Regions from separate parts of the Homo sapiens genome. Here region 2 is linked to region 1. The links are chromatin loops, found by intact Hi-C in ENCODE. Cell type or tissue: Calu3. All regions are shown on one strand. Links, peaks and the distances in the headings refer to the core of each region. The heading gives the core; the rest is flanking DNA.

Evidence for each region. Hi-C counts contacts between places; a loop is a spot of excess contacts. Peaks named below come from ENCODE experiments on the same cell type or tissue, not always from the same donor. Only the 100,000 strongest peaks of a DNase experiment are listed, where the experiment ranks them.
Region 2: a loop joins it to region 1, with 8 times the contacts of the local background. A loop is called at or near these places in 1 of 110 quality-filtered maps.

The regions. Positions count from the first base shown.
Region 1 is chr12:113,758,150-113,774,469 of GRCh38, forward strand. It overlaps LINC01234 (long intergenic non-protein coding RNA 1234), which reads right to left and starts at 15,534. Exons shown (of 3, transcript NR_110026.1): 1 at 15,466-15,534; 2 at 8,926-9,059. RefSeq lists enhancers at 10,849-11,360, 14,215-14,384. In Calu3, for the core only: no CTCF peak of the experiment used is centred there; DNase peaks (open chromatin) are centred at 8,082 and 8,922.
Region 2 is chr12:113,581,168-113,597,487 of GRCh38, forward strand. No RefSeq gene overlaps it. Among named protein-coding and RNA genes, the nearest start is that of LHX5-AS1, 120 kb to the left of the region's middle. RefSeq lists an enhancer at 6,424-7,201. In Calu3, for the core only: no CTCF peak of the experiment used is centred there; a DNase peak (open chromatin) is centred at 10,454.

The sequences.
Region 1 (16,320 bases), core at 6,512-10,511:
ATGGGGTTTCACCATATTGGCCAGGCTGGTCTTGAACTCCTAACCTCAAGTGATCCACCCACCTTGGCTTCCCAAAGTGTTGGGACTACAGGTGTGAGCCACTGCACCTGGCCAGAACTGTTTTAGTTTGGGTTCTCCTGAAAGCAGAGCTTGAGACAAGGACTTGGGTGCAGATAACTTATTTGACCAGTGATCTCTGGAAGCAGGAGTGAGGGATGAGGGAGAGTAAGTCAGGGAAGGAGGAACGTCAATGTAAAAGTGCCATTACAGATAACAAAGACTCAATCTCTCTGGAACCTGTTGAGGGGTGTAGAGAATGCTTTCCAGAATTGTCTACTGAAGACCAGAAGACTGCAACAGCATCCACTGTCCTTCACTGTCACGAGGGGCTGACCCCAGGGGCGATGTGGTAGGCAGAATGATGACCTCTAAAGCTACCCATTTCCTAATCTCCAGAGCATGTGAAATGTTCGGTTACATGGCAAAGGGTATTAAGGGAGCAGATGAAATGAAGGTTGCTAACCAGCGGACCTTAAAACAGGAAGACCATGCTGGGCTATCTGGTGGGCCCCGTGTAACCACAAGAGCTCTGATAAGTGGAAGGGAGGGGATGACAGAGGGACAAGCAGAGATGGCAATGAGAGAAAGACTCAGCCCAAAACACTGCTTGCTTTGAAGATAAAGGAAGGGACCATGAGCCAAGGATTAAGGGCAGCTTCTAGAAGCTGGAAAAGGCAAGGAAACAATTCTCCCCTAAGCCTCTAAGGGTGCAGTTCTTGATTTTTAGCACAGCGAATCCCATGTCAGGCTTTTGACCTCCAGAACTGTAAGATAGTGAAGGGGTATTGCTTCAAGCCACCCAGTGTGTGGCAATTTGATACAGTCGCTATAGGAAAGTAATACAAGTCATAACCCTCCATGTCCAGGCTGCATTGTGTATGGTTGAGTGGACTCCCATCACATCCAACAGGGCCTAAGACCAAAAGAGGAAAGACACACAGCTCATGCTGGAGGCTGTGTGCTGTCACCATGGTGAATCTCAGTTTGCTTGCACAGAATGGCCCACTGCAGCTGCAACTTAATTAGAGTTGGGCCAAAGGAACACCATGACATGGGTAACCAGAGGCAGCTGCCACAAGCAGTTCCTTTGTGCCAAGCACTGTGCAACTGAGTAACTCCATCCCTGCCCATGGCAGACATCACTAATCAATTACAGCATTCTTGCTCCATAAGTCCAGACATGGCTGCAACATCATTCCTCACATAGTGCTCCAGGCAGGCATTACCGGTGTGATTGGAGTTGGAAGGGTCAAGAGGTTCCATGGCCATTATCGGTTGAAGATGAAGGAAGGGGCCATGAGCCAAGGATTAAGGGCAGCTTCTAGAAGCTGGAAAAGGCAAGGAAACAATTCTCCCCTAAGCCTCTAAGGGTGCAGTTCTTGATTTTTAGCACAGCGAGTCCCATGTCAGGCTTTTGACCTCCAGAACTGTAAGATAGTGACGGTGGAGGATGAATCCACCATCCTCCTCAATAGCAAAGCTTCAAAATCCTAAAATTGAGAAAGGAAAATACTCTTGGGAACACAGCTCTGCCTAAGAGAAATGTTACTAAAGGGATTCCAAATTCTTCCCTATCTCCACCCTATGTCCACATCACCCCAAGATTTGCCTCTTCCCTTGGGTCTTCTTATTACTTATATGACTACCACATGCTAGTAGATTACTAGTGTCTACAACCATGAAAATTGCTTCTACTTATTGAGCACCTGTTCCATGCCAGACACTGTTATAGACCTGTTGCCTAAATTTTAGAACATTCTCAGAATGAAGGTATTAGCCCTACTTTGAAGGTGAAGAAATTGAAGTTCAGAGACATTAAGTGCCTCTTACTAGCCTAGGGTCATATCATTGCCACTCCTAGTAAGGGAAGTGCTCCCTTAAATGAACAAAACATAAAAGCAAGCTGCTTGCATTTAATGATACAGCATGAGGGGCCGGGCGCAGTAGCTCACGTCTGTAATCCCGGCACTTTGGGGAGGCGGAGGCGAGAGGCTCCCTTGAGCTCAGGAGTTTGAGACCAGCCTGGGCAACATGATGAGACCCCACCTTTACAAAAAATAAAATAAAAAATTAGCCAGGCGTGGTGGTGCACGTCTGTAGTCCCAGCTACTCAGGAGGTTGAGGTGGAAGGATTGCTTGAGCCTGGGAGGCCGAGGCTGCAGTGAGCCATAATCACGCCACTGCACTGCAGCCTGGGCAACAAAGCGAGACCTTGTCTTAATAATAATAATAACAATAATAATAAAGTATGAGGACGGGGCTCGGATAGCTTTAAAATACTCAGAGCAAAAATGGGAGAAGTATGTGAAAAGGGGACTCATTCCCTCATTTATTCATCCAGAGTTTCCTAAGCAGCTACTATATGCTGGGTGCTGGGGCTACGGCACTGACTCTGCCAGATATAGTTTCTATCCTCATGGAGTTCACAGTCTCCTCGGGGAGGAGAGACCACACACAGGCCAATACACAAACAACAAACTTCCAGGTTGTGACAAGTGTCCTGGTGGGCATGAGGAAGGTGCCAAGATAGAGAACTTCAAGATGGCCTCTTTGAAAGCAGCTCTTTTCCTCCTTACAAACTCCCTCCCATCTGCTTTCTGGGCTTCTCCCAAGCAGGTCACTTTTATCCTCAGTGCCCAGTGGTACAAGTCCATTTTCTCAAAAAGCTACCCATTTCCCATCATGGTTCTCATTTCAGTCTCCCTAATCATTTTGGCTCATCTTCCTGTATTAATTAATTAATTAAACATTTATTGAGCTCTGACAGTGTGTATGAGGATGGCCATATAGTTCGCTCTGACTCTGTGATTACCCCCATGAACTCTATTATCCTGGGCACCCAAAACCATGGTGACTGAGGTATGAGGTCTACAATCCATATGTTAATAGATTGCTAGAGCCATAAGGATCCTGGAGTTTATTTGCAGAGTTTGAAAGTTCACCAGCACTTTGGAAGGCTGAGGCAGGAGGATCACTTAAGCCCAGGAGTTGGAGACTGGCTTGGGCAACATGCTGACACCCCATCTCTACAAAAAATACAAAAATTAGTCGGGTGTGATGGTACATTCCTATAGTTCCAGATACTCAGGAGGCTGAGGTGGGAGGATCACTTAAGCCCAGGAGGGAGGTCGAGGCTGCAGTGAGCTATGATTACGCCACCATACTCCAGCCTGTGTGACAAAGTGGGACTCTGTCTCCAAAAAACAAACAAACAAAAACCCACAAATTCCTACAGAGGGCAGGCAGTCACCATGAAGGTGTGAAAAGTAGCTGGGTGTAAGACAATAGGGAATGGTGGAAACTGTGGTAAACTGGAGCCCTCATACTCTGCTTAAACATGGGGACTACTCCTCCTTTCCAGCACATGGCTGCCATGTGGAAATACAGGCCCAGCATGCATAGATTTTCCTATTTTTTTGAGAACCCAGAAATTAAACATTTTTTGCAAACGCTCCCAACTTTTAAATGCTGGCAATTAATGCAACTAAAAATAAAAACTGAATGGGGAACGGGGGCTCATTGCCCATAGGCTGATCTGACTCTCCATCTATAACACTTTTTGTGTTACAGATGGGGAAACTGAGGCTCAGAACAGAGAGGTGGTTTGTCTAAGATTTTACATGGCAGCTCAGTAAAATTGGCCCATTTTCCTTAGGACCAGAAGCCCATGGTGCCTCTTTTCCAGGGTCACTAACCCTTCCCCAGGAACTCCAGGGCCAAGGAATCTCCCTGTGGATGGGGACCAAAGTGGGAGGTGGAGGCAGAGTTTTTCTAAGTTCAGGACTCAGCATGGGCACCCACATTCCTGATGCATTTTTCAGAGGCTGGAAAATGATTCCGGGTGTGTGGACACAAGAGTCCATGTTTTCACTCCAGGTCTCCCCCTTTGTGTCTCTCAGTCTCTCTCTGTCTCTGTACCGTCTATCTGTGTCTCTCAGTCCATTTCCTGGTCTCTCTTCTTTCCGTCTCTCTCATCGTTTCTGCCCGTCTGTGTCTGTCTCTCTTCCTCTCCTTTCCCTCTCCTTCTCTCTCTTCCTGCTTCTCTCTCCCGCTTGTGTCTCTCTGCTCTGTCCGTTCCTCTCTGTCTCTCCGCATCTCTCCCTTCAGCTCTGCTGCTCTCCCTTACTCCCTTCCCACACCCCCATCCCCCCCAGGTCTCTCCTCTCCTGCCCTCTGAGTCCCTCTGGCCACCATGGAAAGGTTACTGTAAACGGAAATGAAGCTGAGGGCAAAAGTAATCAACCCCCTGGCTGACCTCCGATCCCGCTCCCCACGCCCATGCTGGCTCCAGCGGTGCCCCCTCCCCCGCCACAACCCCGGCCCCCCTCCCTCCCCACCCCCAGGTCCCCTTGCTGACAAAAGGCCTATCTTCTCTCTGCCTAAATGATTTAAATTCTAATCAAACATCATTTATAGTACATCTCGGAGCCGTCTCCTGGGAGCTGCTCCCACATGAGACGTTGCCATGGCAACCGGGGGGTCTTGTTTCAGAAATGTCAGATTGCATTATTGTCTTCACACTTCTCTGATAACCTGGTGTCTCTCCCTCTCTCTCTCCCGCTCCCTCACTCACACCACCATCCCCAGGATTTTATTCCTCCTCTTTCTCTCCCCCTCTCGCTGCCTTTCTAACCTCCATTCAACCCCCTAGACTCTTCCCAGGACCCCCCAGCCTTCCTCCAGCCCCAGGACAAAATGGCCTGATCGATTTCATCCTCCAGCCTCTCGCCAGGCCCAAGGTCCCCTCCTGTGCCTCTGGCCCCGGGGCCTCCTCCCTTTGGGAAAGGTGTCTTCCCCGCCACCACCCCTCATCTTCGGCAGACACGCTCCCCCCTCTAGGGGTTTGCTGGAGTGCTCTGCTGTCATTTTATTTTGCTAGATATGAAAATGAGACATAGATTTTTTCCAGCGATGCGTATGTGAAGTTCTAATCTGGCTTTTCAGATTTTTTTTCTTTTTGGGGAGGAGGTAGTGGTGGGAGAAATCAGGCACCAGGCTCTTAACAGGATCCACATGGAGAAGCAGAGCATGGGGCAAAAGATGTGATGAGGTGTATGCCCTTGTGCATGTGTGCATGTGTGTGTGTCTTCACGTCCGTGTGTGTGCACGTGTGTGTGCATGTCCGTGTGTGTGCATGTCTGTGTGTGTGCATGTGCCTGAGTATATGCATGCAAGAGCATGTATGTGTGTATATGTGCTCATGTGAATGTGCACTCATGCCCGTGTATGCATGTGTGCCCATGCATGTGTATGCATGTATGTGTGTGCGCAGGCCAGTGCCCATGCATGCATTCATATGCATGCATGAGTGTGCCCATGCCCTATGTGCATTGTGTACATGCGTGTGTGTTCATGTGTGTCCATACCCATGTGTGCATGTGTGCATACATGCATGTGTTTTTTGTGTGCATGTGCCTATGACCATGTGTGTGCATGCATGTGTGTGATATAGGAGATGTCTTTCCCAACCTGGCTGTTGGCACCTAACAGACAGCTCTCAGGAGCCATGCGCTTGCCCTGGTTGTCGCACAGTCCTTCCTGTGCATAAATGGGCACATTTCAATGATATTTTCACATTTAGGTTAAATTCTTCACCCTGTCTGCTGCGGAGATGCATTATCCCTGCAATAGCCCAGAGAGATTTCTCTAAACCCAATGATCCCCTCATTCCACAGATGGGTAAGCTGAGGCCCCAGGAGGGGCAGTGGCATGTTCCAGGTCCAAGGTCACAGGAGGGCCAGAGGTGGCACTGGAGCAGAAGTTTCCCTCTGCCAGGCCACTCAGGAGACTGGCCGGGTCTCAGGGCTGGAACTGATGGAGCCCCACTGCCCCTCAGAGATGGCACCTTGGAGGCACAGGCTGGCAGCATTTGTGCAGCCCCTGCAGGCTTTTATAGGGCTGGCAATGATGCTCACTGCGTGCCACACACTGCTAAGCCATTACAAGAATTATGTCATTGAATCCTCAGAACAACTAGGAGGAGGGTCTATCATTATTCCCATTTTGCAGCTGGAGAAACTGAGGCTCTGAGTGGTGATGTGAGGCAGCCTAAGTTTGCAGAACCAGTAAATGGCAAAGGTGGGATTGTCTGTGGTTCTACAGTGCACCTTTTCCATTCACCACACTGCTTCCTGCAGTGAGGGACAGAGAAAGCCCTGCCCCCTTGAGTACTCAGAAGACTGGGAAGTGCATTTGGCTTTGTCCCTGACACCCCGAGAGTCACATCAGCGAGTTCAGGGATCAATTGCAGTGGTCAGGAGCAGCAGTGTGGGGTGGAGGGCCTGGGATGGAGCAACCATAAAACGTGATTCAAAATGTCCCCAAAAATCTTATTCCCCTATTTCACAGATGAGGAAACTGAGGCTCAGGTAGGGTCAGGAACTTGTAAACGGCAAGGATGGTGCCCAGCTGGGTCTGAGCAACTCTGGTGATTTCTACTGTGTGATGAGGAGCAGACAGCCTGGGTCTGCCCCTCCCTGGTTGAGTGACCCTAGGATCACTCCCTGCTTGTCTGGAACCTCAGTTTTCCCATCTGTAAAATGCGGATCAAAAGCGTACGACCTATGTAGGATGGAAGTGAGGATGACGTAAGTTAACACTGGCCAGCACTGGTGCCTGGTGCAGGGAAGCCCTGGATAAAGCTCTGCGTGTGATGCGTGTTTTGCAGCCGGGAGCGCCTCTGCTTGGATCTAGGCCTCTTCTGTGGCTGTTTTCTTTCTGCCCCTGTCCCTGCAGCTGAGTGAGGTCAAATCCTTAATACATGCCAGATTCCCCCCTTTCCCTGTTTTTCTTTTTGCCCATCTCTCCAGTGAATGGGGCCTGGAAGAGCAGCGCGTGGGCTCTTATGGGCCTTCCACCCCTCTAACCCCATGCCTGGTACCTCTGCAGCCCCACCCCAGCACACATAGTAAGAGAGAGAGGCTGCCAGGGCCCAGAGTGTGCCACCTGTGCAGCCACGCACAGGAAATTCTTATTAATTTTTTAACATTTTAATTTCTCGTTGGATTTTAAGAAGTATGGACCTGGTCTCAACCTAGACACAGCCAGACACGGAGAAACACGACCCGCTGTCTCTCACTGACTCTCTGGTTTCTCACTGTCTCTGTCTCCCTGGGAGTGTCTCTAGATCTCTCTGTGTCTCTCACTGTCTCTGTGTCTCTCTCTGGTGTCTTCCTGTCTCTGTCTCGCTGGGTCTCTCACTGTCTTTCTGGGTCTCTCAGTCTCTGTTTCTCTGTATCTCTCACTTTCTGTGTCTTTCTTTGTGTCTCTCACTGTCTCTGTGTCTCTCTCTGGGTGTCTCCCTGTCTCTGTCTCTCTGAGTCTCTGTCTCTGTGTCTCACTGGGAGTGTCTCTAGATCTCTCTGTGTCTCTCACTGTCTCTGTGTCTCTCTCTGGGTGTCTCTCTATCTCTGTCTCGCTGGGTCTCTCAGTGTCTCTTTGGATCTCTCAGTCTCTGTCTCTGTCTCTCACTGTCGATGTCTCTCTCTGTGTCTCTCACTGTCTCTGTGTCTCTCTCTGGGTGTCTCCCTGTCTCTGTCTCTCTGGGTCTCTCACTGTCTTTCTGTATCTCTTGGTGTCTCTCACTATCTCTCTAGGTCTCTTACTGTCTTTGGGTCTCTCTCTGGGTCTCTCACTATCTCTCTGTATCTACCTCTGGGCCTCTCTCAGGGTCTCATTGTCTCTCTGGATCTCTCACTGGCTCTCTGTATCTCTCTCTCTCTCTCTGGGTCTCACTGTCTCTCTGTCTCTTTCTGGGTCTCTCACTGTCTCTGGGTCTCTCGCTATCTCTCTCTGGGCCTCTCTATATCTCTCTCTGGGTCTCACTGTCTCTCTGTCTCTGACTCCAGGCCTACGACTCAGCCCCAGGGACAGCATGTGGAAGCGAGAGACAGGGAGAGAGACAAGGCGTCCCCGAGTCGCTGAGTCCCAGCCGGAGAGTGAGGAGGCGCCCTCGGGCCCCGCCGCCCCACCCGGCCCCCGCGGCCGCCCCCAGCATGTTTGTCCAGGGCAGGCCGCATTGATCCGCCGCGGCCGTGCCACCGTCTGGTAAATCCCGGCCGCGGTAATGAACCTCCCCGCACACCGCTCACAAAGCACACACTAGCCCTGGCCCCAGCGGTTAATATTTAACTGAATAAGGGCCATAAATATGGAAAATGGGACTTTTAATTAAATAAGCAGCTTTTAAAAGGGCCCTTGGGCGGGAGAGGCTTTTGTTTAAATATGATTGATTTGACATGTCCTTTAGCTCTCACACTCTCTCGAGCTCCCTTCCGACGTTAACTCTTGGCCCCCGGCCCCGGTAGCAAGTTGGCTAGGCCAGACCCTGTTCTGCTGGAGGGAGGGGGCTCCCTGCTGGAGGAAGCGGGGTACGGTGGGAAGGAGGTGCCCTGGGAACTGGGATTGAAAATCCGGCTGCCCGGGCCTCTCGCATTTGGCTTCACCCCCATTACAAGCTGCCTCCATTTCGCAGAATGCGTATTTCACCCTAAAAGAAGGGGCTAGTGGGCTAAGATGTCTCCAGATCCGGGGGCACAGGTTCCCTTTTAAAAGCCATGCCACCAGCTGCCTGTCCTTTGGCGGCTCAGCTGGTGGTCCCTCCCTCTGTGCCTCAGTTTCCCCATCTGTAATATGAGGATAACAATAGCACCTACTCCACAGGGCTGTGTTCGGATTAAGCACATCCCAGACCATGGGAGGGCCCACAGTGTTTGCCAGGATTCCAGCTGAAGGCTCTGTGACTGCTGCGAGGCGCGAGGCCACAGAAGCAGCTTGATGGGCACATTCTCGTATTTAGCGCCGACCTCTCATTTGCATTTTGCACTGAGCCCCACAAAGGAAGTATCTAATTCTACTCATACTCACCCAGAGGCTCACAATCTTGGTGGCTTATGACTCATCTGAGGAGCTTGGAATGCTCCAATTTCAGGCCGGCAGGAATTCAGCAGTCAGGGAGGTCTGTCTTCTGCCTCCAAGCTAATGGCCTTTACCTTTCAAAACTTTTCAAAAAAAGAAAGAAATCACATCCTATTCTAAATTTAATATTTATGAAGCACCTTCCATACACCAGATTCTGCACATGCCTGACCTCAGAGCCCTGTCATCTGCCCTACTTCCTGGGTGAGGAGGGATCTGATGCCCAGAGAAGCCAAGTAACCAGTTCAGAGTTGCCCAGCTAAGGAGCAGCTGGGATTTGAACCCAGGCTGCTTTGCCACCAGTGCCTTAAGCCCCCTGTGGGCCTAGCCTGGTGCAGGCCCATGCCCTGGGACTCATGTCTGATCTGGTCCTGGCTTCTCTGAGCTGACGTAGAAGTCACCTTCCTGGATAATTCTGACATTCTCCATTACCTAAGGAGGGGGATGATGGTGGTCACACAGCCTCCTAGTTTATCAAGACTCTACCCCTTATGCCCAACCACCATTTCTTGCTCTCCCCAAGTCAGATAACTTAGTTTTTGCTTATTCCCACTCATAGGCTGCCTCTTCCAGGAAGTCTTCCCAGATGCACTCTGCTTGTTATGGTGGATACCTTTTCTAACTCTTCCAGTATTGGTGAGTATAGTGAGCATAGTGAGTATTTAACTACATTCTACTGTATTGTCATTTCCTGCAACCACCCATTCACATAGTCGATTACCATTTATTAATGACCTATGATTTTATTTCTCCAGCTTTAAGATGAACTTTTTTTCTTTTTAACATTTTGAAACTGGGATCTAGTACATATATAATGCCCATTTTCATTTGCTCCGGCACTTTGGAAGGCTGAGGCAGGCAAATCACTTGAGGTCAGGAGTTCGAGACCAACCTGGCCAACATGGCAAAACCCTGTCTCTACTAATAATATAAAAATTAGCCAGGCATGGTGCTGCGTGCCTATAGTCTCAGCTACCCAAGAGGCCAAGGCACAAGAATCGCTTGAACTTGGGAGGTGGAAGTTGCAGTGAGCTGAAATCACACCACTGCACTCCAGCCTGGGTGGCAGAGCGAGACTCCATCTTAAAAAAGAAAAAGAAAGAGAAATACTCTAATTAAATGGATGCTGCCTCTTATAACGGATGGCATTTTCAGACTGTGGAAATAAAACTTTGTGCCTAGCCCTGTGTCAGGTGTTGGAAGGATTGGGGAAAATCAGACAGACTTTTACTTTGCTTTCTGCTCCCTGAAAACTTACTGTCTAGTGCAGAGTATATTAAGAAAGCACCCTTCAGCTGGGCATAGTGGCTCACGCCTGTAATCCCAGCACTTTGGGAGGCTGAGGCGGGCGGATGGTCTGAGGTCAGGAGTTTGAGACCAGCCTGGCCAACATGGTGGAACCCCGTCTTTACTAAAAATACAAAAAATTAGCCGGGCGTGGTGGCAGGCGCCTGTAATCTCAACTACTTGAGAGGCTGAGGCAGGAGAATCGCTTTAACCTGGGAGGCGGAGGTTGCAGTGAGCCAAGATGGCGCCATCGCACTCCAGCCTGGGCAACAAGAGCGAAACTCTGTCTCAAAAAAAAGAAAGAAAAAAAGAAAGCACCCTTCTTTCTAATTCCCAAAACTCTCAATTCTCACTTGTTCACTCTTTTACACTTTTACTTAACCCTGTGAATTCTCATGGCCAAAAATGTGTTCCTCTCTTCCTAGGAATGGGGTGATTTTAGTGAAGGGAAGAGGTTATGGACATTAAGTGTTTATATTCTGCCAGGCCCTGTCCTAAGATTTATCATGTATTATCTCATTTAATCCTCACCACAACCTAATAAGGTGAGTGCTACTGTAATCACTACCAGTTTGCAGATGATGAAAGGAGGCTCAGAGACATTAAGTAACTGGCCCAAGGCCACACAGCCAGTGAGTGACAGAGCCGGAGTCAAATTCAGGCAGGTCTGGCTCCAGAGGCCTCACCCCTAACCTCAGTTCTTTCGACCCTTCCTTCATCCTCCCCCACCGCACCTGTGAGCTCCACGCCCATCACAGAAAGGAGGCTTAGAAGCTCATCTTCCATCAACAGTGCAGGGGGGAGACAGCCCCGAGGAGAAAATGAAAGCAGACGGTCTTCCAGAGGGGCTGTAATCAAAGGTGTCATGTAGAGAAAGCTGGAAGAGCCAGAGAGCTCCAACAGGAGGTTGGCCTGGAGCTCTGTGTCTAGTGACTAGTCTGTAGGAGACCTCTCCTTTGGAGGGATGTCCAGTGCCAAGTCCCCAGGGCCAGCTGCAAGGACAGTTTATGGTTCATGCACCCCTCTATAGGGGTGGCCAGCGGGCTGGGGATGGTCAGCAAAACTCCCTGTCTGTGCCGGCACATCTGTTGCCATGGTAACTCCTCTCAGGCATCACCCGGTTCTGGGTCTGTTTCCCGGGCTCAGTGTTGGGGTAGGTAGGGCTGAGGCTGGTTTTGGGGTCGAGGCACAGGGCTGGTGCTGGTGTTGGGGAAGAGGCACAAGGGCCATTTCTCATGCAGACCACCCACGGCGGTGGCAGGGGGTCGGGGAGCACTGAGCGAGGCATCTGTATTCCTTCCTTGTAAGCCCAGAGCAACAGGGGACAAAACCCTGTGTTGAGTACATTTGAGAAGAGACCTCCTCCCTAGAGAATCTCCTCCCTACACCCCTCAGGCTAATGGTTGGGGCCCTGTACATTCCACTTTCCCGGTGACTTTCCTGCCGGCTCCGTTTCTCGCCAACACACTCAGATGCACTCACTACCATCTCCTTGTAGACTGTTGTCCTCCTAATGGGGCTCCCTGTCTGGCAATCTGTCCCCACGGATACATCCTCTACAGGTGAGCTTGATTTATCTGTTTATATAGAAACAAAGTCTCACTCTGCCGCCCAGGCTGGAGTGCAGTGGTGCCATCATAGCTCACTGTAACCTTGAATTCCTGGACTCAGTGATCCTCCCACCTCAGCCTCCCAAGTAGCTAGGACTATAGGTTTGTGCCACCACACTTGGCTAATTATTTTATTTTTGTAGAAATTGGGGTCTTGCTCGTTGCCCAGGCTGGTCTTGAACTCTTGGCCTCAAGCCATCCTCCTACCTTTCACTTTTGAGTAGCTGGAACTATAGTTGTGCACTGCCATGCCAAGCTAATTAATTTTTTTTGTTTTTTTTTTTTTTGAGAGACAGGATTTTGCTGCATTGCCCTGGCTAATCTTGAACTGGCCTCAAGGGAACCTCCCCCCAAGGCCTCCCAAAGTGCTGGGATTAAAGGCATGAGCCACTGCACCCGGTCGCAGGTGTGTTTTCTTGAGCCAAAGGCCTCCACTTGCCCTGTCCCTCCCTACTCCTTCCCCAAGCACTGGTCCATCCAGGCCTCCCTCCGCTCCCTCCAGGCCACATCCATGCTGTGGGCAATGTGACGCCCATCAGGCCCAGTAAACACCGGAAATCAGTGAAGCAGGGAGCAAAGGTCGGGGTGAGGCCAACTCTTTTTGGTGTCAAAGGAGATTACGAGTCCGGCTCTCAAAGTTGAGGGCTGGGGCCAAAATCAGCCTGTGATCCCAAGTGGGATGAGTTCAGAGGTCGCCAGCTGGTTCCTTTGTGTGTCAATATTAACATGAGAGTCACCTAATTGGGGTGGGTCAGCCAGTGGCCAGAGCCAGGACACACATCAGGAGAAGAGAAAGGGCCCGATCATGCCCCAGGCAGTGTTGGGTGCTTGGCATAAGCCAGCTCATTCATTATATTAATATTACTACTAATAATACTAATATAGGAGTAGTAGAAGAATATCAGTGGCCACATACATTGAGTATCTATTAAGTTCAGGCTTGGTGGCTGGCACTTAATTCATTAACTGGCCTCATCGTTCCAACCTCTCTAAGAATTAGATTCTGTTGCTCCCTCATCCTACAGTCAAGGAAACTGAGGCTCTAAATGGTAAACCAGTGAGCCGTGTTCACACAACGCGAATGGAGGAGCAGAGACTTGGACCCAGCCGTCTGTCTCCTCGCAACACAGGGATGACATCTCCGTTTTATTGACGAGGAAAGCAAGTCTTCCAGATGGATCAAGGCTGTCCAAAGCCACACAGCTAGTCAGTGACAGGGCTGAGTTACAAACCCAGGTAGGTCTTCTCCAGAGCCCACAATATCCTTATTTTATTTTATTCTTTTCCTGTCTCAAGAAAAGAATAAAAGGCTGGAGTGCCTTTCATATCTCAAATGCTCAGTAGCCTCATGAATAAAATGGGGATATTAATATTCCCCCTCAGTGCAGATGCAACATGAAAATATGTGTTAAACCTTTGCACATGCTGTTCCTTCTGCACAGAATGCTTTTCCTTGTTAAAATTAGCATCTTCTTTGTTAACCTAGTATATAACCTGGACTCTAGGCTGGAGTACAGTGGCATGATCATGGCTTACTGCAGTCTTGAACTCCTGGGCCTCAGCCTCCTGAGTAGCTATGACGACAGATGTAAGCTAATTAACCAGTCCTGGCTAGTTTTTAATTTTTTTTTTTTTATAGAGACAGGGGTCTCACTATGTTACCCAGGCTGGTCTCAAACTCCCGGCCTCAAACAATCCTCCTGTCTAGGCCTCCTGAGTCACTGGGATTACAAGTATGACCCACCACACCCAGCCTTCATCTCATTCCTTTTAAGCTCATCTCTTCTATGGGTTCTTTGAAGGCCAGTTGTCCTTCTGTGTGCCACTGTTCCTGCCTTCCTGGACCTAAGGGAACAGTGACTGTCCATTGGCTGATGGATGAAGACCTGCCATCTGCATGGCTCAGGCTAGTCATATAGAGACCAATGCTCATCTCCATTGGTTTTGGGTCGAATGAACCCACGTGGACACTTGCTGGAATCATAGCATCCTAGTAATTTCAGATGCTCACTTCTATGTAGGCTGAGTCCAAAGAAACACTACTTACCTAAAACTTTTTTTTTTCAATTTTTAGTTTTTATCTTTGGAGACAAGGTCTTGCTCTGTCACCCAGGCTGGAGTGCAGTGACAGGATCCTAGCTCACTGCAGCCTCTAACTCCTGGGCTCTAGCCATCTTCCTACCTCAGCTTCTCAAGTAGCTAGGACTACAGGGACGCACCACCACACCCAGCTAATTTTAAAAAATTTTTTTGTAGAGATGGGGGCCTCGCTATGTTGCCCAGGTTGGTCTCACCCTCCTGGGCCCAAGCAATCCTGCCATGGCCTCCCAAATCACTGGGATTACAGGCCTGAGCACCCAACCTCCTAAAACTTCTGATTAGAGTCTAGTGCAATAGCAGTTAATGCATTGACCATTTCTCAAAGGTCTGTTCTGTGCAGGGTACTGGAGACATAGTGGTGAGCAGAAACTGACACTTCCCTGTCCCCCTGGAACTTACATTCTAGTGGGGGAGGTGGACATTAATCACATAGTCATGCCTAGAATGACACATTGATTCTTTAATGAAAGCTCCAGAGGATGGGACAATTTCACAGAACAACGGGCCTTGGCCAACGAGGTTAGGGAGATAGCTCTGACAAAATGACTCTTGAGCTGAGACTCTGAAGATGAATAGATGCTAAGTCAGCAAAGAAGAGAAGGAAGAGCATTCTGTGCAGAAGGAACAGCATGTGAAAAGGTTTAACAAACATTTTCCTGTTTCATCTGCACTGTGAGGGGAGATATTAATATCCCCAATTTACAGATGAGGCTACTGAGACTTTGAGAGATGAAAGGCCTCGCCCAAGGGCGTCAGGTCTGGAGGGAGCAGCAGGAATTTGATCCAAATCTGCCTGCCTCGGCCCCAGCAGTCTGATGCCACATTTTGACACTCTATTCCACACTGGTGCTTAGAAATAGCATCACATGGCCGGGTGCAGTGGCTCACACCTGTAATCCCAGCACTTTGAGAGGCGGAGGCAGGTGGATCACTTGAACTCAGGAGTTCGAGACCAGCCTGGCCAACATGGTGAAACCTTGTCTCTACCAAAAATACAAAAATTAGCTGGGCGTGGTAGCGCATGCCTGAAGTCTCAGCTACTTGGGAGGCTGAGGCATGAGAATCGCTTGAACCCGGGAGGCAGAGGTTACAGTGAGCCCAGATTGTGCCACTGCACTCCAGCCTGGGCGACAAAGCTAGACCATGCCACAAAAAAAAAAAAAAAAAAAAATGGCATCACATGATGATGGGAGGAAAGCTGCTTTTGGGAAAAAAAAAATAATGCAAACAGGCCAGACATTTGTGTCTGACGGAGCTTTTTAAGTTGCTGTAGTAGAAACCCAACTCACACTGACTTAAGCAAAAAAAAGGAAATTTATTGTCCCATGTAACAAGAATCCAGGATGGAAGACTTTGGGCTCAGCTGGACCCAGAGGCTGAAACAAGATAATCAGGGCTTTGTGTGTGTGTTTCCCTTCCCCTGATCCTGCTTCCTGGGTGTTAGCTTCCTTCTCAAGTCCCACGAGATGGCCCCCGGAAGTCTCTTACTTACCCCCTCCTCGCTGTTAGCAGTTGCTGAATTTCGAGAGACTCCTCTTTCCCAGCCGCTCCAGGAAAATGTCCCTGGGTTGGCTCCGATTGGACCAACTTGGTCATGTGCCCATCCCAAAGCCAATCAGTGTAGTTAGAGAGCTGAAATGTTCTAATTGACCAAACCTTGGTCACCTGCCTATCCTGGAACCAATCAATGAGGCCAGGGGCTGGACTCCTTTGGTGGGTGCTGGGTCATGTGATCACCCTTGTATCGGAAGATGGTTCAGCCTCACCCAAGCTCTATGGACTGAGCATGTAGGAAAATGGGAACAAGGAACAGGGAATGCTGGAAAGGAAAAAAAAAATGGCTGGACCCCCAAAAAACTCAAAATAGAAAAGTCAGCCAGGCGTGGTGGCTCACGCCTGCAATCCCAGCACTTTGGGAGGCTGAGGCAGGTGGATCACTTGAGGTTAGGAGTTCGAGACCAGCCTGGCCAACATGGTGGAACCATGTCTCTACTAAAAATATAAAAACTAGCTGGGCGTGGTAGCACATGCCTGTAATCCCAGCTACTCGGGAGGCTGAGGCATGAGAATCGCTTGAACCCGGGAGACAGAGGTTGCAGTGAGCCAAGATCATGCCATTGCACTCCAGCCTGGGTGACAGGGAAAGACTCTGTCTTAAAAAAAAAAAAAAAGGAAAAGAAAAGAAAGCTTGGGTTTTATTGAACACAGGGATGCTTATGAAGATAATTTAACTTGCCCTGCCCTCATGAGGGCTCTGTCCAGCAAGCATCCCAGAGAGTCATAGCATCATTTAATTTCCCAAACTTTTATGGTTGAATCTCCCATTTTTATCTCATACCCCGGGTTT
Region 2 (16,320 bases), core at 8,015-12,014, 180 kb before region 1:
TTTTAGGAAAACACAGTGGCATGTGCATTGGGCATTGGGAAATAGGTAGAATTTGCAACTGCAGAAATTGCAAGAGAGGAGCTCAAGGTGGGGTAAATGTTCAGAAGTGAGAAATTGCAGAGCAGGTGCAAGAAATGTAGGATGTGAGTTTTTGTGGAGGAAAAGAAGAGGCAGGGAAGGAAATAATAATGATTTGGACACAATGTATCTTATTAACTTAAATAATTTGTCAGTTGTTTCTTTTGCATTTTGTAGGTAGACAATCATATCACATATACATAATGTCTCTACCTTTTCAAACATCATATTTTTGTGTTTTTTTTTTCTTGTCTTATTGCATTGGCTAATGCCTGAAGTACAATGTTGAGTAGTGGTGGTGATCTTGGGTAACTTCATCCCCATCTTGTATTTAAATGAAAATATTTTAAATATTTCACCAATCTGTATGTCACTTGATGAGATTTCATTAGGAACTGGAGTTGAAACAAATTGTATCTGACACATTTATGAGCCTCATCAGATTCTCTTGTCTCATCTGCTTCCCAGACCTTAGCTGTTTGGTCAGCCTTAGTCACCAACAGCAGCCAACTCACTCCACATAGTCTCATGCAATTCTGCTGTCTAGGGCTGATCAGCTACTAGCCCCGAGTCCCTGACTTTTCTTGTCACTTTTGGACTTAGGAGAAATATCACAACACAGTGTATGGCTTCCCAAGCAGCTGCCAGTGGGGCTGTATGATGCAGCCCAGAAATGCAGGGGAGTTAACCCAGGGGAGAATCTTTGACCAAGAGGATCAGAAGATAGGGAGGGAGCTGATCTGATAAATTCCCTCCTTCTTCCTCTGGTGGACTAGTCAGAGGCACAACCACATGGAGGTGCCCTGCAAAGCTGAGCAGCCCAATGGCCAAACAACCTGCTTTCCTTTCCCAAGAAGCAGTGAGCAGCATAGCAATATATCACCTTGCCTTGCTCCCATCTGCTCCTGCCTTAATTCCTCCTTCTCTCACTCTCACTGCCTTGGGTTTGTACCTTTTAACAAGTTACTGTTTTCTGGAACCTGCACAAGGACATTTTCCATATTCCTATTAAGCATTTATTGAGATAATCATATCATTTTCCTCTAAGCTGATAATGTTGTGAATGTCATTGACACTTTGTTCCAAAACATGCTTGTATTCCTGGGATAAACCCAACTTGGTGAGCAGATCTTTTTGCAGGTGTGGAAGAGTCTGTTTTCCATACTGTCGTATACCTTGTGAGTGTGGCTGTGTGTGCACACCTGGCCATACAAAGTACCACAGCCTCTCTCGTTTCCAGCCGTGTTTCTCCTCTGCAGATGGAGTCAGGCAGGCTGGCAGCTGGAGATGATGGAGGTGGTGGCAGCAGCTCTGAGGAGAGTGGGAGGGGGAGAGAGTGCAGAAAGTGTGGTAATTAGAAACCAGGCGGTATCACAAATCTCCCAGCCGCACTGACACCCGGGGAGAGTGATCACACACTTGGAGTCAGCCCAGATAACTGTGAAAGCTCTTCACTCCATCTCTAGGCAGTAAGAGGAAGGGGAAGATGAGGGCTTTGGTATCCACAGCCCCACCCCCTGCACTCAACCCAAGAGAACCATGAGGTCATCCTTGCACTCCCCCTCCCTCAGCTGTGACCTGGGTCAGGGAACTGTGACTCAGAGGTGTGGAGGAGCAGCCCAGAACCCTGTAAAGATAAGGGAAAGGTCCTGGGATGATGTGGCCCTGGAGAAGGAAAGGTGAGGAAAGAATTCATCGTGGCATCCAATCAAGGCTAGGTAGTCTTTAACAAGCAAACTCAAACTGGCCCTCATCAGAAGTGGCAAAGCATGCTTCCCAAGGTTGAAAAATTAGTCCCTGAGGAAACTGGAAATTAGTATGGGTTGAAAGGCTCCTGTGTGTGTGTACCAGGGATGAGTTAGGTTATTTCTCAACAATCCTGCTGTTTGCTGGATGAGGAAGTGGCAGCTCAGAGAGGCTGCGTCCTTGGCCCAAGGACACACAGCTCTGCAGTGGTGGAGGGGAGATCTCCCTACTTTGGAAGCCATTCATCTCCCTTTTCCCCTAATAAACAAGTGGAAGCTCTACCTCTATGGGACAGGTGCTTGGAGGTTCAGGGTGTTTTCAGCAGCAGGGAGGTGGGCAGGTGGCCTTTTGATTCCAAAACAATAAACAAACAGGAATGTAATCCCCCACCCACTGGAGCTAGCTTCTTTTTGGGCCAGTGACTTTGGTTCCAAGGGAATTATAGAACTAGAGATTCTTCCTCTTTCTCTGGTTGCAGCAATTCCCAACCCGGGAAGGTGGCCCAAGTGAGCAGCCTTCACTGGCCACAGTGCGAGGCTCTATGGGTGATTCAGGTGTTGCCCTTTCCTTCCCTTCTCAGGCTGGCCTCCTCCCTAGAGTGGATACCTGGTAAGAAGTAGAAAACTGGAGAGGTGGGGCCAGCCCATGGAAGGTTCCCCAGATCAGCCCAAGAATTCACATGGAGGATCTGTAGTGGGGTGTCCCAGCCTCTCACTGACTCACTTGTCACTTGGCTCCTGGCTTGTTCTGTTTCCAGAACATTCCAGAATGGCTTCTGGCATGGTGTTACAGGAAAGGAGTCCCAATCCAGACCCCAAAAGAGGGTTCTTGGATCTCATGCAATAAAGAATTCAGGCCGAGTCCATAAAGTAAAGTGAAAGCAAGTTTATTAGGAAAGTAAAGGAATGAAAGAATGGCTACTCCATAGGCAGAGCAGATCCAAGGGCTGCTGGTTGCCCATTTTTATGGTTATTTCTTGATGATATGCTAAACAAGGGGTGGATTATTTATGCCTCCTCCTTTTTGGCCCTTTTGGGTAACTTCTTGACATTGCCATGGCATTTGTAAACTGTCATGACGCGGGTGGGAGTGCAGCAGTGAGGGCGACCACAGGTCACTCTCGTCACCATCTTGGTTTTGGTGGGTTTTGGCTGGCTTCTTTACTTATCCTGTTTTATCAGCAAGGTCTTTATGACCTGTATTTTGTGCAGACCTCCTATCTTATCCTGTGACTCAGAATGCCTAACCATCTGGGAATGCAGCCCAGTAGGTTTCAGCCTCATTGTACCCAGCTCCTGGTCAAGATGGAGTCACTCTGGTTTAAACGCCTCTGACAATGGGGCCTCTCTACTCCTGCCTTTTCCTTTCTCTTGTAACACCCTTGATTTAGGCCTTTGCTTGGCTGTTTTCTCCTTGACAGTGAGGTCTCCACTCTGCAGAGAGGACTTCCCTGACCAAAGTAGTTCCTATTACTCTACCTTTTTTCCCCCCATGGCACTTATTGCTGCCCATAGGCAAATTAACAAATAAGTTAGACACAATAATTTTTGTCTCCTTTCCATCCCATGCTCTGCTTTTAAGTGGTGGATTTTGTAAAATCTAGGATCTTGGGTATCTTGATCACTGCCGAGGCTGGGTACATAGTGGATGTTCAATAAAATAGTTGTTGAATAAATGACTGAATTAATGAAGGGAAAGCACGTAGGCTCTGCCACTTACTAGTTGCATGACCTTGAGCACGTTACTTAACTTCTCTGTGCCTCAGTTTTCTTATTTTTTAGAGATAAGGTCTCACTCTGTTGTCCAGGCTGGAGTGCAGTGGCATGATCCTAGCTCACTGCAGCCTCGATCTCCTGGGCTCAAATGATCCTCCCATCTCAGCCTCTCGAATAGTTGGAACAACAGGTGTGTGCCACCATGCCCAGTTAATTTAAAAAAAATTTTTTTTTTTTTTGTCAAGACGGAGTTCTTGCTATGTTGCCCAGGCTGGTCTCAAACTGCTGTCTCAACTGTTCCTCCCGCCTTGGCCTCTCAAAGCTCTAGGATTACAGGTGTGAGCCACCATGCCTGACCTAGTTTCCCTATTTATAAAATGGGGGTGACAGCAGGACGCTCTTCTTGTGGTTGTGGCCATGAGACAATGCAGACAAGTCCTCTTATATCCTGGTCATCACTGGGTAATTAGATTACAAAGGAGGAAAGTGGGGCACAGAGAAGAGTGGCTGGTCCTGGGTCCCAGAGAGCATCAGCTGCAGGTGGAGATTGTTACTTGGATGTTCTGGCTTCTGGCATTCCTTCCTTGAGATGCTGGGACTCCATTCAGTAGGTCCTAGGATGCCATCTTAGAGGCCTGAGCAAGTATAGCCATGTCATAATTTTTAAAATGAAAGTAGAGTTTTAGAAAAAAGCATCTAGCAGACAGATGAATGTGTCCCTAGAGAAAAGTGGCCCCTGAGTTCCAGGTAGGGATGTTCATAGCAGCTCTGTTTGTAAGAAGCAAAACCAGGAAATGATCTAAATGCTCCAAGATAGGAGAGTGAAATTAATGGTGCTTTTCCCGTTGTGCGGAAGACTCAGCTGTTGGAAATGTGGATGAACTAGGGCTCCACACAGCAACCAGGAGGGATTTCACAAACTTGGCCTGAAATGAGAAGGGCGGTATAGCGTAGACAGTGGTCAGTCCTTCCCAACCAGGGGTAATTTTGTCCCCTACCCTGGCCGGGGACACTGGACAATGCCTGGAGACATTATTGGTTGTTACAATTGGGAGGTTGCGGGGTCCTACTGGCGTCCGGTGGACAGAAGCCAGGGATGCTTCTCAACATCCTGCAGTGCACAGGACAGTTCCACCACCAAGAACCATCCAGCCCCACATGTCAATCAAGCTGAGACTGAGAAACCCTTCAGTGGATCATGCTATTTAGATAAAGCTCAGAAACATGCTAAGCAAACTGTGTGTTTAGGAATACGTACATTCTTGGCAAAAGTATAAGGAAATGCATTTTACTAGATTGTTCCATGAGAGTGGGATTTTTGTTTTGTGGTTGTTCACATGTTAGTTGCTTCGCCATCACCTTTTAAATGAGTGAAGTAATTACTGATAAACATCAAGTTTGGGATAGTGATTATTTCAGGGTGGGATGGAAATGGAAAATGCTTTTTTGTATATCCTTTTTTTTTTGTTTGCTTTTTGAGACTGGGTCTCACTTCATCACCCAGGCTGGAGTGTGGTGGCACAAACACGGCCCATTGCAGCTTTGACTTAGGCTCAAGTGATCCTCCCACCTCAGTCTCCCGCATAGCTGGGACTACAGGCATGTGGCACCATGACCGGCTAATTCTTTTATTTTATTTTTTGTAGAGATGGGGTCCCTCCATGTTACCCAGGCTGGTTGCAAACTCCTGGGCTCAAGCAATCCTCCCACTTTGGCCTCCCAAAATGGTGGGATTACAGGCATGAGTCACCATGCCTGGTCTTTTTATGTCTTAAATATATTTCATAACAATAAAAAATTCCCTGAGAGAGGGGCAAAAACAGTGTATTCTTCCTACTTTTAAAGACAGACTCACCTCCGATCTGGGCTCCCCCTCTAACTAGCTTTATGATCTGGACATGGTGATCAGTTTGAGTCTCAGTTTTTCTCATCTGTAAACTAGGTTCCTACCTCCTGTATTTGCCATTTAAAAATGCTGACAGGGTATGATGAGTCATGCCTGTAATCCCAACACTTTGAGAGGCTGACCACTTGAGGCCAGGAGTTTGAGACCAGCCTTGCCAACATGGCGAAACCCTGTCTCTACTAAAAATACAAAAATTAGCCGAGCGTGGTGGCCCACAACTGTAATCCCAGATACCCAGGAGGCTGAGGCAGGAGAATTGCTTGAACCCAGGAGGCAGAGGCTGTAGTGAGCCGAGATTGCACCACTGCACCACAGCCTGAGCGACAGAGCAAGTCTCCGTCTCAAAAAAAAAAAAAAAAAAAAAAAAAAGACTGTTTCAAAAAATAAAAAAAAGATGTAGCACAGCGGCTAGGAAAATACTTGGAAAGATCTGAGGAGCAGGTAGTATTGATTCCTTTGTTTCTGTGGCTCCCTGCCCCTCCCCTTCATCATCCCTGAATCCTATGGCTCTATGTCTTTGAGGAGGGTCACCACTGAATCTTCAGTGGAGACGCAGCATATGCACGGATGCTACATACATGTAGTGAATTTGCAAAACTAAAGGAAGAATTTTTTAAATTTCTGGACAAAAGGCAGCCAGCAGTTGGGGAGGGGTTGGAGGCAAGCAGGGCTGTGCACATATATATGTGAATATGAAGACATGCACATGTGTACATGTGACTGTGAATGACTATATGTGTGTGAGCCTGTGTCTAGGCATGTGTATAACTATGTGTGTGCATGTGTGTGGTCTATGAGCACATATGTATCTATGTGCACATTTGATATGTGTGTGTGTGTGTGAGTGTGTGGTGTAGGCATCTTCGCATATGTGATTGTGTATATGCATGTGGTTCTGTGCCTGAAAATGTAAGTGTGGATGAGAGAGGTGCACACAAGCACATATATAAGTAAATCTTCATTCACGCATGCAGGCATCTGAGTGTGTACCAATGTATATGTATTTGTGATTATGTGCATGCAAGTGTCTACACCCTACTAAAGGTATATGTCTGAGTCTCTCTCTCTTCCTCCTTCCCACTTCCCCCACTCCTTTTCCTTCTCCTTTTGCCCAGGTGTGCTGGCCCGAGAATGACCACCTCAGGTGAGCCTCCTGGATCTCTGGCTTTGGGCATTCCCAGCAGGTGGGAGGCAGCTTAAGGCAGGCTCTTAGCAGGTGAAAATCCAGCTCCAGCCCCCGCTGAGCCCCAGCGAGAAAGGAATTGCCTGCAGGCTCTTCCCTAATCCTCCAACGGAACCTCCCTCACTTACCTCTCTCTGTGGTAACAAAGGATCTTTCTGCTCTGGTGGTCACATTCCTGACAGCTTAGTTCAGAATGGGGGAAGGGACAGCAGGATTTTGGGGGGCCGTTGGGCAATTTCTATTGGCCTGAGTTTCCTCCTCTGAGAAACTGACACAGAGTGGGAAGAAGACAAGCAGCAGAAGGGTCAGTAGGCAAAACTGTATTGCTGATGTGTTGTGTATTACCAACCTCCACGCTTCCCCATTTCAGACTTAGATGTGCTCAGCAAGTGTTTACTGAAAACCCGGTACTGGGGGCCAAAAACCCAGAGATGAACAAAAGGCATTTTTCTATTTTGGGGAGGTGGTGTTGAAAGTGGAGATGGGAAAGGAACCTAGGGACACAGATTGCCAGAGTCCTGGTCAAACATGTTCCAGGAGGCAGGTAGGGATTTAAAACCTTTCTGCAGGCGGGGCATGGTGGCTCATGCCTGTAATCCCAACACTTTGGGAGGCTGAGGCGGGTGGATCACCTGAGGCCAGGAGTTCGAGACCAACCTGGCCAACCTGGTGAAACCCCATCTCTACTAAAATTACAAAAATTAGCTGGGTGTGGTGGTGGGTGCCTGTAATCCCAGCTACTCAGGAGGCTGAGGCAGGAGAATCACTTGAACCCAGGAGGCAGAGGTTGCAGTAAGCCGAGATCATGCCATTGTACTCCAGCCTGGGCAACAGGGCAAGACTCTGTCTTTAAAACAAACAAACAAACAAACAAACAAACAAAACCCCACCTTTCTGCAGCTCATTTCACTGGCCTAATTAATGTCCATATTCTTTGCTGTGGCATTCAATGTCCTCTGTTATGGGGGGAGGGATAACTGGAGAAGGTTTCTTGTAGGTACCGGTATGTGAGAGAGAACTGGACCCTACAGAACAGGTAGAGTTTGGGGAAGTGAAGATGTGAGGGAGGGGCCTTTAGAAGAAAGCTCATGGCTTAAGAAGGGGTCAGCTGCTGGACCTTGAGTCTGGTTGGTCGTCAACCAAAGAAATTAGGGTGGTGACAAGGCTGTGCTAAATTCCATGTATTGATATTGGTGCATGGTGGAGAGTGTTCCAGTTGGTAAGGTGACTTCATTCCTGTTACTTTACCTTTTCTTCTCAACCCAGTGAGGCTGATGTTATTATGTCCATTTGACATTTGAAGAAATGGAAGAAAAGGAAATAGTAGTGACTCACTCCAAGTCTGTACAGGGCTCAGGCCAGTACTCCTTTTTCTATAGCACAGCTGCCTGCCCTGCCCCTCTGTGAGAAGAAAGTCCTTGAGATCCCAGGGCTGGGAGATCTCTTGGAGGATGGCAGATTCCTGTTACTTTTGTTTATACCTACTTACGTTTTGACTTTGTCATCAAACATCTGTTCCTTAATGTCATCACTAGGAACATGCTTCTGTTCCTATAAGTTCCCCCATTTATCCGGCCACCCATCCATCCACTCCTCTATTCATCTACATTTTTAGCACTCCTATACATCCACTCATCCATTTATTCATCCTCTTACTACCTACTCATCCATCCATTCATCCATCCACCCATCCATCCATCCATCTACTCCCCCCAACCCACACATCCTACTTTCTCATTCATCTGCCTACTCACTATTCACCCATTCATTTCCCCATCAGTCCATGTATCCATACACCCAGTTATCCATCTTTCACCTATCTATCCATCCATACGTTCATCTATCAATGCCCTCCTGTCTGTTCACTCACTTATCCATCCACATACCCACCAATCTATACTCCTTTCCATTCATCCATCCATCCATTCATCCATCCATCCATCCATCCATCCATCCATCCATCCATCCATCCAAATACTCACCCATTCATCCATCTACCCACTATCCATTCTCTTACTTACCCACTTATCCATTTATATACCCATTTATCCATCCACACATTGACCCATCTATGTATCCACTCATCTATCCAGCCATCCACCTGCAGATTTAGCCAACCCACAATCATCTACTCATCCATTTATTCATTATTCACCTATATTAACCTCTCCTTCATTTACCCACCACATCCATCTACGCATCCATTTACCTACCCATCTACCCACTCAGCCACACACCCACCCAATTCCCAATCAACCCTAGACTATCTACCTACCTATCTCTTTGACCAACCAATCAACCATCCATCCAAATACTCAACTGATCACCCTCCCATTAATCCATTCATCCAGTCACCTACCCACCCACCCATCATTCCTGGGCACAGACTCATCATTCCATGTGAGAGTCCAGGTTGGTCTACCCAAGCCAGTGCTGCCTGCTTACAGGGCTGCCATGACTCATCCCACATGCAGGAAGGGGAGGTGGAGAGGCAGTAACTTACATGCAATCTGCCCTAGGGTTTATTTTTATTTTTATTTTTATTTTTGAGACAGAGTCTTGCTCTGTCAGCCAGGCTGGAGTGCAATGGCACAATCTTGGCTCACTACAACCTCAGCCTCCTGGGCTCAAGCGATTCTCCTGCCTCAGCCTCCTGAGTAACTGGGATTACAGGCGCATGCCACCACACCCAGCTAATTTTTTGTATTTTTAGTAGAGATGGGGTTTCACTATGTTGCCCAGGCTGGTCTTGAACTCCTGACCTCAGGTGATCCACCCGCCTCGGCCTCCCAAAGTACTGGGATTACAGGCTTGAGCCTCTGCGCCCGGCGATTTCCCCTAAGGTTTAAAGGTCACCTGAGTGCTCTTTCTTCCAGGCCCAGCGGTAAGAATTCTGGTAACTGAAAGAAAAAGAGAAACAAGGAGACAGAAACCTGGGGAAGGAGTGGAGAAGAGAGAGGAAATGATAGAGACCAGTGAGTGAACTAAAGAAGGGGAAAGAGGCCAGGTGTCATGGCTCATGCCTGTATTCTTGGAGCACTGTGAGGCTGAGGTGGGAGGATCGTTTAAGCCCAGAAGGTCGAGGCTGTAGTGAGCTATGATCCCGCACTGCACTCCAACCTGGGCGACAGAGCAAGACACTGTTTCAAAAAAAAGTAGGGGTACGGGGAGAAAAAGAAATAAACATGGGCCGGGCGCGGTGGCTCACGCCTGTAATCCCGGCACTTTGGGAGGCCGAGGTCGGCGGATCACGAGGTCAGGAGATCGAGACCATCCTGGCTAACACGGTGAAACCTCGTCTCTACTAAAAATACAAAAAATTACCTGGCCATGGTGGCAGGCGCCTGTAGTCCCAGCTACTCGGGAGGCTGAGGCAGGAGAATGGCGTGAACCCTGGAGGTGGAGCTTGCAGTGAGCCGAGATCGCGCCACTGCACTCCAGCCTGGGCGACAGAGTGACACTCCGTCTAAGAAAGAAAGAAAGAAAGAAAGAAAGAAAGAAAGAAAGAAAGAAAGAAAGAAAGAAAAAAGAAAGAAAGAAAGAAAGAAGGGAGGGAGGGAGGGAGGGAGGGAGGGAGGAAGGAAGGAAGGAAGGAAGGAAAGAAAGAAAGAAAGAAAGAAAAAAAGAAAGAAAGAAAGAAAAACATGCGTGCAGAGAGAAATAGGAAGTGGAATACAGGAACAAGGGAGAGAGACAAATAGATGATCATATGTTATGTCGGCGGCGGTGGCGGGGGGTGGGTGGGGAGGAAGCAGAGGCTAGAGTGTCCCTAGCGTCACGCCCTGTCGCCCTCCCCTGAGCTCCCGGAAGCCCATGGGGCCGCGGCCAAGTTTCCCCGCCTCCCGAGGAGAGACAGAGAAGCCACGAGTCGCCGGGTGGGCGCGGCGCTCCTGGGCTCACCGGGGCGCATTGGCACTGGCGGCGGCTGCGCGGGCTCGGCCGGCCCCACCATCAATTAAGCGACCGCGGGGTCCGGCGAGCGGCAGCGTGTGTGGAAATTACCTTTTGATTTCTTAATTACATTGTCCTCACCTGCAGCTCAACCCGCCTAGGAGAGGCGCTCGCCGAGCTCGATTCTCCGGGTGCCATAAATTAGGACGCCAGTCGCCGGCGAACGCTGGGGGCTTCCAGTATACCTTCCAGCGCAGCCCGCAGGCTATTTTTATCTCCCTCAGCACCTCGGCACCTCGGAGGAGCTTCTGCTAATTCACTACCCCGACACCGTCTCATCTCCCCTGCAACCAAACCCAAGTCTATTCCCAGGCGTAGGGGAGTTGGGCTCTCACAGACCTGGGTTCCAAACCCAGCCTCTGCCAGGCCCTGACTGTGTGACCCTGGGCGAGGGCATCCACCTCTTAGAGCCTCAGTTTCCCCATCTGTAACATGAGAATAAAACATAGCTCCCATTTGTCTGGAGGGTAAGGCTTAAAGGAACTGCGCCTTGTGAAGGCTTAGTCCCACTGACTCTGATTCATTCGTTTCGTGAGTTCACCTTGAGTGCCTACTGTGGATCTAGTGCTATTCTAGGCTTTGCAGATAAAGAGATGAACAAAACAGTGTCTGACTTCTTGAAGTGAGCAATGGCTATGATTTATTATTATTATTTTATGATCAAAAGGTTCCAGGGTTTTTGAGACTCTTGGCGGATGCTGCAGATGGGTGCAGGGAGACATGAGGGTGCTGCTGGGGAGGGCAGGTGAGGATTTAGGGTGGAGGAATCGTCAGGTTGGAGTGGAGCTGACCCACAACACAGACATAAAGGCATCCCAGAGATCAAGGTATTTGACAGATGGGGGAGTGACTTCCCTATGCCCGGCTGAGGCACTGGTAGAGCTTGGGTCTGACCTTTCAGTGTCTTCTCTCCCCATAGCTTGGTGATGCACGAAGTGTGGTTCTAGACCAGCAGGTTCGGCCTCATGAGAATTTGTTAGAAATGCAAATTCTCAGGCCGTACCCCGAGACCTCTGAAATTAGAATCTCTAGGGGTGCATCCAAGGAATCTGTGTTTTGACAAGCTCTCAAGGGGGTTTTTTATGCCCAGTAAGGTTTGAAAAGCACAATATGGCCGGGCGCGGTGGCTCACACCTGTAATCCCAGCACTTTGGGAGGCTGAGGTGGGCGGATCACTTGAGGTCAGGAGTTGGAGACCAGCCTGGCCAACATGATGAAACCCTGTCTCTACTAAAAAAATGCAAAAATTAGGCGGGCATGGTGGTGCACGCCTGTAATCCCAGCTACTTGGGAGACTGAGGCAGGAGAATCGCTGGAGCCCGGAGGCAGAGATTGCAGTGAGCCAAGATCATGCCACTGCCCTCCAGCCTGGGGCAACAGAAAAGAAAAGAAAAGAAAAGAGAAAAGAAAAGAAAAGCATAGAATTGCCCTAACAAATGCAGGGTTTCCCTTGTTCACTGCCTTGATCTCAGAAAATGGATCATTGTGCCTCCTTTTATAAGAATTCAAGTTGCATCCAGACTGAGACATCCCACATGCTATAAACATGTACTTCAGGGGCTCCCAGACCCACTGACACCCAGGTTAGAGCCTGTGTCATAGCCCAGGCTCACGTTGGGATTACCTGGGGAGTCTGAGAAAGTTCAGATACCTAGGCCCCTCCTCAGACCAATTCAATCTGCATTGCTGGGAGAGGTCCTGAGTCTCAGTCTTCCAAAGCTGCAGGTGATTCTGGTGTTAAGGGAGGATTGATAGCAACTGCCACTGTAGAAGCTGACCAGAGTGGGAAGTCAGAAGTCTCCATTTCCAAGCCCAGTAGTCCTGCCACTGACTCACTATTTGGGGCCAAATATGGTATCCCCTTCGGCACCCACCTAGGTCATATTCTGTCAGTTTATCAGGTCAGAAGCAATTGGAGAAACATGCAGAAAAGGCAGGTTCTACATGGGGTCCCCCTCCTAGAATTTGAGCCCTATGTAGGTTTGAGGTAGGGCCTGAGAATATGCTTTTTATTTTATTTATTCTTTTATTGAGACAAGGTCTTGCTCTGCCGCCCAGGCTGGAGTGCAGTGGTGTAATCATGGCTCACTGTAGCCTCAACTTCCCAGTTTCGGTGTGATCCTTCTGCTTCAGCCTCCCGAGTAACTGGAACTACAGGTGTACCACCATACCTGGCTAATTTTTGTATTTTTTGAAGAGACAGATTTGCCCAAGTTGGTCTTGAACTCTTGGGCTCAAGTCATACTCCCTGCCTTGGCCTCCCAAATGCTGAAATTATAGGTGTGAGCTACCCTGCCTGGTGAGAATATGCATTTTAAAAGAGCTGCCAGGTAAACTTTGCTACAAACATCCACTCTGAGAGATTCCATGGGAGCAGCAGAGCAGGCAAGTTAAGGACCTGTTTGAACCCTAATTTCATTTTACATCACAATCCTGGCTGTCTCCTTTCCAACCCCTTCTCTCACCTAATTTAGAGTTATACTTTTTTCCTCTTTTGAGCATGTTTATTTAAACTCCTTTAAATTCATGTTTCTTGATATTTTTAAAATATTAATTGATAGCCAGGTGCAGTGGCTCATGCCTGAAACCCTAGCACTTTAGGAGGCTGAGTCAGGAGGATGGCTTGAGCTCAGAAGTTTGAGACCAGCCTGGGCAACATGGTGAAACCCTGTCTCTACTAAAAATACAAAAATTAGCTGGGTGTGGTGGCACCTGCCTGTAGTCCCAGCTACTTGGGGGGCTGAGGAAGGAGGATTACTTGAACCCAGGTGGTCGAGGTGGCAGTGAGTCAAGATGGTGCTACTGCACTCCAGCCTGGGTGACAAAGTGAGACCCTGTCTCAAATATATATATTAGTTGAAGGAGACACTTTTTTGGGGGTTATGGAGGAGAAGGTTCCCCCTCCCGCAGTATATGTTTATCAAATATTGATCAAAATTCTCAAAAATGCTTCTACTAAGCTCTTGCTTCCAGAAAAGGTGGCATAACAGAGACCAGATTTATTATCCTGCCTTAAACAACTGGAAAACCAGACCAAATATTTATTTATTTACTTTTACTTATTTAGTTTTAACTTTTATTTTAGGGTCAGGAGTATATGTACAGATTTGTCACATAGGTAAACTTGCGTCATGGGGGTTTGATGTACAGATTATGATGTTGTCACCCAGGTACTAAGCTTAGTAATCAATAGTTATTTTTTTCTGATCCTCTCCCTCCTCCCACTGTCCACCTTCAAGTAGGCAATGGTGTCTGTTGTTCCTCTTTCTGTGTCCATGTGTTCTCATCATCTAGCTCCCAGTTATAAGTGAGAACATGTGGCATTCGGTTTTCTGTTCCTGTGTTAGTTTGCTAAGGATAATGGCCTCCAGCTCCTTCCATGTTCCTGCAGAATACATGATCTTGTTCTTTTTTATGGCTGTGTAGTATTCCACTGTATATATGTACCACATCTCCTTTATCCAGTCTATCATCGATGGGCATTTAGGTTGATTCAATGTCTTTGCTGTAATGAATAGTGCATGAATGTGCATGTGCATGTGTCTTTATGGTAGAATGATTGATATTCCTTTGGATATATTCCCAGTAATGGGATTGCTGGGTTGAATGTTCTCTTTTCAGCTCTTTGAGGAATTGCCACACTGCTTTCCACAATGGTTGAACTAATTTACACTCTCACCAACAGTACATGAGCATTCTCCTTTCTCTGGCAACCTTGCCAGCTCTGTTATTTTTTGACATTTTGACAATAGCCATTCTGACTGGTGTGAGATGGTATCTCATTGTGGTTTTGATTTGCATTTCTCTAGTGATGAGTGATGTTGAGCGTTTTTTCATGTACTTATTGGCTCCATGTATGTTTACTTTTGAAAAGTGTCTGTGCATGTCCTTTGATTATTTATTTATTTATTTATTTAATTTATTTTTTAAGATGGAGTCTCGCTGTTGTTGCCCAGGCTGGAATGCAATGGTGCGATCTTGGCTCACTGCAACCTCTGCCTCTCAGGTTCAAGCGATTCTCCTGTCTCATCCTCCTGAGTAGCTGGGATTACAGGTGTGTGCCACCATGCCTGGCTAATTTTTTTTTTTTTGTATTCTTAGTAGAGTCAGTGTTTCACGATGTTGGCCAGGCTGGTCTCAAACTCCTGACCTCAGGTGATCCGCCCGCCTCGGCCTCCCAAAGTGCTGGGATTACAGGCGTGAGCCACCACCCCCAGCCCTTTGACCACTTTTTAGTGGTGTTGTTTGTTTTGTGCTTGTAAATTTCAGACAAAATATTTAAAAGCAACAGTTTTAGGCACTGAACAACAGGCAGTCTAGGTCTGTGTCACTGAAAGAAGGAAAACGAGGAGACCTCTGGGTTTCCAAGCCATAGCACAGGGAGGGGAAACCCAAAGCGCTTGAGAACTTCCTGAGTGAAGTCAAGATAGAGTTAGGAGTTCAAGGAGTCCAAGGGGGTAGAATTTATGGGATGGGGGAACTGGAGAGTAGAGACCTTCCTGGGGAGATAACTCCAGAAATCAGGAGAGAGGTGCTCTTATGTCCTTGGTTCTGGGTTCTGTGCATTTGCCAGAGGTAACTTCCTGAAGCCAAGGAGAGAACCACCAAAAGGAGTAGGTAGAACAATTCCTAGATCTCACATAGGGCTGGGATAGCTCATGTGACCATGGACAACCCTCATAAGAGACCAGCCATGGGGTAGGGTCCTCAGAAGAGTATAGCTGTAGGAGTGGGGATAAGTTATCCCTAGATGAAAGACTGCTGCTTTGACACTGCCCTAAGAAAACATAAAAACAAGATTTGAAAGCTACAATTGGTTCTAAGTAACTTAACTGTTTGCTAGAACAAAACTCAGCACTATTTAAAGGACTACAACAAAACTGAGTAACCAAAAGTAAAACTGTTTTTCTTATAAGGTTAAACGTACATTTATCAGATCCAGCAGTCCCACACTGAGGTAGTTATTCAAGAAAAATGAAAATGATATTCACACAAAGACTTATACTGAATTATTATTATTATTATTATTACTATTATTTTTGAGATGGAGTTTCACTCTTGTCACCCAGGCTGAAGTGCAATGGTGCGTTCTTGGCTTACTGCAACCTCTGCCTCTTGGGTTCAAGTGATTCTCCTGCCTCAGCCTCCTGAGTAGCTGGGATTACAGGTGCCTGCCACCACGCCCGGCTATTTTTGTATTTTTAGTAGAGATAGAGTTTCACCATGTTGACCAGTCTTGAACTGGTCTTGAACTGACCTCAGGTGATCCGCCCGCCTCCGCCTGCCAAAGTGCTGGGATTACAGGCATGAGCCACCGCTCCTGGCCTATGCTGAATTTTTTACAGTGGTTTTACTCAATATACCTCCAAACTGGGAAGAATTCAAATGTCCACCAAATAGTGAATGGATATCAAGCAGTGTTACTTCCACATACAAGGGAATGCTACTCGAGAGTAAAAATAAATTTACTACCGATGTACACCACACCATAGATGAATTTCAAAACCACAATGCTGAGCGAAATTAGTCAGGAATGAAAGGTTACATAGTGTATGATCCCACTGATATAAAATTCTAAAAAAGGCAAAACTATAGTGATGGAAAGCAAAACTTGGTTGCCGGGGGCTGGAAGGGGGTTGGGTGTGGGGTGGGAGAGGGAATGATGCCAAAGAAGCAGTTTTCAAGTGATGGAAATCTTCTATTTCATGATTGTAGTGGTTGTGTATAATTTGACAAAACTC